3 separate regions of the Mus musculus genome follow, and regions 1 and 3 are each linked to region 2. The links are chromatin loops, found by intact Hi-C in ENCODE. Cell type or tissue: gastrocnemius. All regions are shown on one strand.

Region 1 (2,500 bases), 160 kb after region 2:
CTATCCTGGGTTACATAGTGATATGCACCTCAAAAATTACAAAGCAGAGCACCGAAGAGATGGCTCAGCGGTTAAAAGCACTGACTGTTCTTCCAGAGGTCCTAAGTTCAATTCCCAGCAACCACATGGTGGCTCCCAACCATCTGTAAAGGGATCCGATGCGATGCGCTCTTTTGTTTTTTTTTCTTCGAGACAGGGTTTCTCTGTATAGCCCTGGCTGTCCTGGAACTCACTCTGTAGACCAGGCTGGCCTCGAACTCAGAAATCCACCTGCCTCTGCCTCCCCAGTGCTGGGATTAGAGGCGTGAGCCACTACGTCCAGCTTCCGACGCCCTCTTCTGGTGTGTCTGAAAAGAACCACAGTGTGCTCATATGCATAAAATAAATAAATAAATATTAAAAAAAATTATAAAGCAGAGGCCTGGAGAGATAATTCAGTTGGTAAAGTACTTCCCACCAGCGTAAGGACCCCGAATCCACAGCACTCATGGAGGAAGGCAGTCCTAGTGGTACATAAGTATGATTCCAGCATAAGAGCAGTGAGACAGGTGGATCCCTGCAGCTCCCTGGCCGGTCCGTTCAGCCTCGGCGTGAGTCCCAGGTCCCCGTGAGAGACCCTGACTCAGAAAACAAGGTGGATGGTGTTTGAGAAACACCACCTGAGGTGAGGACATGGGCATACACCCACATATACACAAACCCTCTCTCACACACACCTATATGTATATGCACCTACACATACTTGTACCCATATCCACCCCCAGGCCCCTCACATACTCACCACCCCCAACACCATACACACTACTGAACAGAATCAAACAAAACCCCGTGTGCCCTGAATGACTCTTTCTTGGCCTGTGCTCTAAGAGCAGCAGGGGCTGAGGTAAGAGAGCCAGGAAAGGGTATGACAGAGCACAGGATGCTAGCCAAATGCCTGTCGTGTAGGTTGTATTTGGGGTCTCTGCACTTCCTTTCTTCCATCCTTCCTTCCTTCCTTCCTTCCTTCCTTCCTTCCTTCCTTCACCTACTTCATTCACCCTCGTGTTTCTGGACTGTTCTCCTAACCCCATTATCACATTGGCCGGTAGCTATCTTCCTTGTCCAGAGAGCACGTGGCTACTAAGGAGCCACTAGTGACTTGGTTTATCTGCAGGTGAGCACGTGTGTCTTCCTGGAAGCTCTATGCAAGCACTTCAGGAGCCCACAAAGGCTATCAGGAGCTATCTCTGTGTTCCAGATGTGACCATAATATTTAGAAGGCACAGGCACTACTTCCTCCTGGATTGTCACTACTACCCCTGCAGAGACCCTGGAATCTGTCATTTCGATCTATTGGGTTGACATTTGAAGAGCAGCTGTGATTTCTTGGGACCAAGCAAAGCTGGTTGACTTGCGTGACAAACTGTAAATAGTTCCCACACCAGACTCATTCCCCGGATACAGTCTTTTTACCTGGAGTAAAATCCAGAACACAAGGTTTAGAGCCCCTGGAAACCCGGATCCTTAAAACCGGCGCCGGAGCCAGGCGCCCCCTGGTGGCAGCCATGAGGCTCGAGTCGGAACTAGCCACTGGTTTTGCATAGTGGGAAACCTGAGCCCAGAGAAGGGGCCAGGATCGCTGAGAAATGAACTCTACTTACTTTGAGCGGCTGGTGCTCTTCTTGCTACCTTAAATGAGAGCCGAGAGGAAAAGGCTCTTTGATTCTTCAAGTCTGGGGATGGATGCAATGAGCCCACCTTACAGAGTAAGAAATCGAACCCTAGGAGCTCTAATTGGATCATGCTCCCAACAGGAGGGCAGTGACGCGGACTTCAATTGGAGCTAGGCCTATCTGACCTCTAACCTTATCAGGACAGATGCCTGCTGTCACCTTCTCCCCTCTCACTTCCTGCGTTCCCAGAGCCCGCGGTGATGATTCTTGTTCTGTCCTGAGAGCAGAACATCGGGAGAGAGAGAGGCCCTTGCTCCCTTCACAGGGGTCAAAATAAACAGAGCCAGTGACTGCTCTTGGCTTGAGCAGGGTGGAGGTCTGTCTGGGAAAAGGACACTGAACATGAAAGGGACAAGTGGCTTCTCCTGTCACGCAGTGGCACCAGAAGAATCTCTCAGGGGAGGAAGTGAAGGCTGACCCTGAGTCTTGGACAAGCGTTCCCTCCTCTGGTAGTCTCCCCACTTTTTGTCTGTTAAATAGGTTCCCTTGTAGGGGTTCAGTGGGACGACAGCATGGCATTTTTTGGGGGGCAACTTGAAGCTTATAAGTGATGCTGGTTTTTAGCACTCCCCTGGGACAGAGCTCTGTGCTGGGAAAGGAAACAGCTGCCAGGAACTGTCCCTTCCCCACGAACCCTGTGGCCTCTGAACCCTGGCCCACAGGACCTAAGCTGGCATTCGATACACGCATCAAATGGCTTTCTCCACTCCCTTCCAAGTGGCTTTAGGATGTGAGACATCTCTGTCCCTTCCTTGATCTAGCTGGATTGAAGGCCCGAATTCCATCCC
Region 2 (2,500 bases):
GGCGAGGCCTAAGGAGCTGGGCCTGGGGACAAGGGAGGTCCCTGTGCCTGCGGCACTGCTGGGCAGCAGCTCTCCTCCTGTCCTCCCAGTCCAGCCACTCTCTCTGCAGGCGGAGAGCACGCAGTGTGGAGGATGTGAAAGGAAAGCTCTCCCCTGCCATGAGGGGTCCAGTGGTCTGGGCAGTGCCACCTAGGCAGAGAATCGTTCCTTGTCCCAGCTAGCACCTTGCTCTGGGGAGCCACCCTGCCCCCTTCTTGGTAAGCTGGAGAAACAGCTGAGGCTATAAATAGGCCCCTCACTGCATTGGTAAACAGTTTGCCTAGAGTCATGATCTTAATGCAGATGGTATTGGGCCAGCCTCTGACCCTGCTGGTACCCTTTTGTTGGTCAACAGGGCCTCAGCCAAAGGTCACTCCTGGACCCCACTTCTCTGGAGTGAGCCTTCTAGTCAAAGCAGTCAACCATGAGATGGGTGGGCAGGACAGGGTAGAGGAAGGACCAGGGTCCTGCAGCCTCTGAAGTATTGGCTGGTAAAAAGGGTAGAAGCCCAGGATGGCCCATAGACCTCAGTCTGGGGAAGTGGAGAGAGCTTCCAAGAAGCCAAACCACTCTTCCTGAATTTGAAATAACAGCAACCACTGCACACACACACCATGCTTTCTAGAACTGAAATCACTCTCAGATCCATCTCTACTCAGATGACCAGTCAGTGTTGTAATACAAGACAGATTTGGTCAGGAAATGAGGCCAAGCTAAGAATTTCAGTTCAGCACCTGAGATGGATAGAGACTTACAGGACGTAAGGTTTTGTTGTTGGCAGTGCTGCTGTTTTTGTTTTTTGAGACAGGGTTCCTCTGTGTAGTCCTGGCTGTCCTGAAACTAGCTCTGTAGACCAGACTGGCCTTGAACTCAGCGATCCACTTCCCTTTGCCTCAGGAATGCTGGGATTAAAGGGATACACTACCACACCTGGGTGGAATTTAAGTCTTAAAAAGGTAAAACTGACTCAAAGTTACATAGCTTGTGGGGGTGTGCCAAGGCCTCCAGTGGGCCACACTTTAGATAAGTACCCTAGAGGGTAGTGCTATGTTGGGTAGACAGTTGAGCAAATCCTCTTCTTGTCCCCTCATGCCGAAACTGGGCACGGTCTCTACCTTCAGTGACTAGTTTTTTTTTTCCCTCCCTGGTTTCTAGGGGAATCACGTGCCTGACTGCGGATGTGTCCAGGGATTTGACCTTGGAAGTGGAGACTGAAGGGATGAGACTTTTGGGAAACTACGCCCCATTCGCTTTAGGAGGAAATGGCTGTACTTCCAGGAGCCTCTAGGGGGAGGAATGAGGCCGCGGAAACAACAACAGCTGGTCGATTAGCTGGCAGGGGAGGGTGGAGGGATGTCAGCGGGCTTCTGTCTTCAAGACTGCAGGCTCTGCAGTGTCTTGGCAATGCCATGTGGGTCCCTCCTTGCTCCCGGTGCTTGCTCCCACCCACTCTCCAGCAACCTTCTCCTCCTCTGTATCTCTCACTTCCCCCTGGCCGCAGGCTCCCACACAGAATGTCTCTCCTACAGTTTTGTCCTCAGCTTCAGTTCCTAGCCTCCAGCCTGGATGGGTCTAGCCTGTGTCTCCTTCCTCTGACCACACTCAGCCCTGTCACAATCACCTATCCAAGAAGGTCACTTTTCCTTAAAAATGTCTGCAGTTTGGCTCAGGCTCTTCCAGAGAAATCCCGAATCCCTGGTCTGGCCCCATGCCACACAGCATTCTCACCAGGTCCTTTACCCTTCCCTGCTGTCCCAGTGGCTTGGGGTCTCCTAACTCACCCATTCAAGGCACTCTGCTGTGTGGAGGTGTGCCTGCAGTAGCTACTCAACTAGAAGGCCATCGGATGGGTTTGGCAAAGTACCCATGCCAGAGACATCATTCTACCATGCTAAATGTGGGTTCTGGGGCAGGCCCTGGCATGGTCGGTCTTGACACAATGTTTAGGAGCCCTTGGCTCATGGCAGGCTGGCCTCTCTGAACATTGAATGAAGGTCCCTATTCTCTGCCAGAACAAACACTCACCCACCACCCAGAGTGGGTGGCAGTGACCTGGGCCTTTTCCGGCACGTCCCTCACCCTCTGTTCAGTCAGTCTGTGCTTGGCCCCAGCTTCTTGGTGGTGTTCCAGGGAGGGGGTCCCAGATGAAGAGTGAGATCATGCCTAGTGAGGGTTTGAAGATCCTCAGAGAAAGGCACCTCTATGGACGCAGCTATGATTAACCCCACTGGAAGCCATACCATGTTTTAATTGCCCCGCTGACTGCCTAGCGGAGCACCCACAGCTGAGTTCCCAGGGTTGGGAGTGTGGCAAAGCTGGGTGGGGTCGAGGAGGGCCAAAGTGGTGGGTGTCCCTTCGCTCCCCAGGCATCTAACAGTCAGAGCCTAACCTCTGCCCTGCTTTCTTGCCTCAGCAGCCTGAAAAGTACTCACTACAGCTTTGTCCCTCAGAGATACCACTG
Region 3 (2,500 bases), 58 kb after region 2:
GGGTTTGTTTTCCCAGACTTCTGATTTGTGACGTCTCTGAGAGAGGGAGGAGTGTGGCTTGTAGCCTTGTAGACTGTTTGGAGCAGGAGCAACCCCTCCCTGCTGTTCTGGGGCTAGAGCTAGATCTGTTTACTTTGAGCCCTGGTTCCCAAACGTACTGTCAAAACCTGTTCCTTGTGACCCATAGCCTCTTATCTGCCTAGAGACCACATCCCTTTGTCTGGGATCTTCTGTTTTAACTGAATTTCATGATCTTGTTGTTTGTTGAAAGGGTTTTATTCTGTAGCCCAGGCTAGACTGAAGCTCACTATGATTTTTGCTCTGTACCCAAGGCTGGCCTAGAATCTACTGTAGTTTTCTTGCCTCAGCTTTCTGATTGCTGGCATAAGCTACCATGGCTGCTTGTGGGTTTTATCATTGTTGTTGTTGTTGTTTTGAGACAAGGTTTCTCTGTGTAGCCCTGGCTATCGTGGAACTAACTCTGTAGACCAGGCTAGCCTTGAACTCACAGAGCTCCACCTGTCTCTGCCTCCTGGGTGCTGGGATTAAAGTATTATTTTCTTTCTGAAGCAGGCTCTCACTGAGTTACTCATTCTGGCTTCCAACTCCTAGGTATCTAGGATTATAGTGTACAATCTCTAGTTCACCCCTTTAGTCTTAGACTAAGTCCAGACTGGCAGTGGGTATAGTTTTTCCATTTGTCCCAACTTCTGAGGGACCTGGGCATCTCTTGTGCTGTAGAACCTCCTGGGCTGATGGGCTTCATGGAAAGAAGGGACCCACTGGGTAAGAAGGGAGTGTCAGGAAGGTGTGGGCTCTGCCTAGTTATACCCACGAGATAGGCAGATCTGTTCCTTCTGAGCCAGAGCTTTGTATGGGCAGGGCCACTCTGATGGCTGGGCAGATAGCACTGCCCATCCGGATGCTTGGGCTGGGCCTTCTGCGTGGAGACAGCATGGGTCAGTTCACTCCTAAGGCTGCCAGTCCCTGGAGGGAGCAAGGGTCTGAGTCCCCAGGGTAGGTGACCAGTGCCTGTCCCTAGAACTTTGGTAGCCTCTCCACAGGAAGTTCCTGGCATTGGCTCTGTCTGTTCTGTGCAGGTCACCAGGAGACCTGGGGTGGGGGTGGGGGACAGGTGAAATAAGGACCCAGGGCCTTGCTGTCTCATGTGATCTTGGCCTTTCAGGGGTCTTTGCTAACCTGAGCTCTCAGTCATCTTAGTGAATGGCACATGCCCTTCTGCCCACCCTTTCGTCTTTCCCAAGGTTCTCCAACCTTCCTAAGTCCACCAGGAGGCAGCCAAGAGCCTCTTCCTGTCCTGACACACCCACTTCCCCTTCCTAATGCTTCGTTTGAATGGCAGCTGCTGTCACCTGCTCTGTTCTTGCCAAGCTGGCAGAGGGCACTGATCCTTAAGGGGATGCCAGGACAGTCATGCTCTAGGTTCTGTGCCAGGCAGACTGCATTTTGGGGACCCCATTTCCTTTCTTCCCTGGCTTCCATCCTGAAAGGAGCCAGGTTGCTACCTGGCAGAGCCTGGCAAACTGCATGCTGGCCCAAATTAACATTCTCCTCCCGATTCCTGTTTGTATGGGAACAAGGCTGTGTGGCAGAGCCCTCTGGCTCTCCTGCCACGTGCATACCAATGGGGCTGTGGCACCCACTGCAGCACATAGCCAGGCATCTCAGCAGTGCTAGCAGTGGGAGAGTCTTTTACATGAGCCCCTAGTTTTTCTGTAAGGCTCCTGCCAGAGAAGATAGCCTTGCCCATCACCGTTCCAATTTGGGGCAGAGTTATCTGCTGGGGTCCAGGATCTTTTAGACTCTTGCCTTTCCTGGACCGATGGGCTAGCATCTAGCACTGCAAAGAGCACTAGTTAGAAGCCAGTCCACTTTTTGCTGGAGTGCTCAGTTTCAGGACCAAGTCAGCTTTGGCTAGGAACCGATAGTCCTCCAGACAGCATAGGGCTTTGCTGAATGCTTCCAGGGCTGGGGAGGCTAGAGGCAGGCCACCAGCTCTGTCACTACTACCCTGCTTTTCACTCTGGTGCAGAGCACCCTTCATGTGGATGCTGGGACAGGGCATGGGATAGAGGGAAAGTGAGAGACTGTGTGCCTGGGAGTAGGGGTGGGGGTGGGGGAAGCATTGTGTATGTCTGTGTGCTTGACTCCACCCTTTTGGCCACATCTGGCCACTCCTGCAGATGTGGCTCTGGCCTGGTGGCCACAGAGTCGTCAGTGTGGCTGACAGAGAAACCACAGAGGAATGTGCTCAGCCTCTGCTGGGATAGGAGTGGGTACCGAGAGGCATCTTGCTCGGGCTCTGCACACACACACACACACACACACTCTCTCTCTCTCTCTCTCTCTCTCTCTCTCTCTCTCTCTCTCGTGCACACACACACACACACACACACACACACACACACACCCCTCTCTAGTGGGTCTCCCAGCCATATTAGGCATAGAGCTGGTGTGGCTTACCCAGTCTGGTGATGCC

Evidence for each region. A loop is a pair of places that touch in the nucleus more often than their neighbours do. Peaks named below come from ENCODE experiments on the same cell type or tissue, not always from the same donor. Only the 100,000 strongest peaks of a DNase experiment are listed, where the experiment ranks them.
Region 1: it touches region 2 in a loop (11-fold over the local background); 10 of 42 quality-filtered maps call a loop at or near these places.
Region 3: a loop joins it to region 2, with 1.9 times the contacts of the local background. A loop is called at or near these places in 2 of 42 quality-filtered maps.

What each region holds. Positions count from the first base shown.
Region 1 is chr11:102,101,733-102,104,232 of GRCm38, reverse strand. No RefSeq gene overlaps it. Among named protein-coding and RNA genes, the nearest start is that of Ppy, 1.7 kb to the right of the region's middle. In gastrocnemius, a CTCF peak has its summit at 1,531 (motif pointing left); a DNase peak (open chromatin) is centred at 1,531.
Region 2 is chr11:102,266,483-102,268,982 of GRCm38, reverse strand. It overlaps Asb16 (ankyrin repeat and SOCS box-containing 16), which reads right to left and starts at 232. Exons shown (of 5, transcript NM_148953.3): 1 at 1-232. The coding sequence starts at 160. In gastrocnemius, a CTCF peak has its summit at 1,332 (motif pointing right); DNase peaks (open chromatin) are centred at 1,386, 1,857 and 2,107; H3K4me3 peaks cover 1,091 bases; H3K27ac peaks cover 1,978 bases.
Region 3 is chr11:102,208,783-102,211,282 of GRCm38, reverse strand. The region is part of intron 3 of Hdac5 (histone deacetylase 5); the gene reads left to right. Among named protein-coding and RNA genes, the nearest start is that of Mir8101, 20 kb to the left of the region's middle. In gastrocnemius, a CTCF peak has its summit at 1,276 (motif pointing right); a DNase peak (open chromatin) is centred at 1,428; H3K4me3 peaks cover 415 bases; H3K27ac peaks cover 2,205 bases.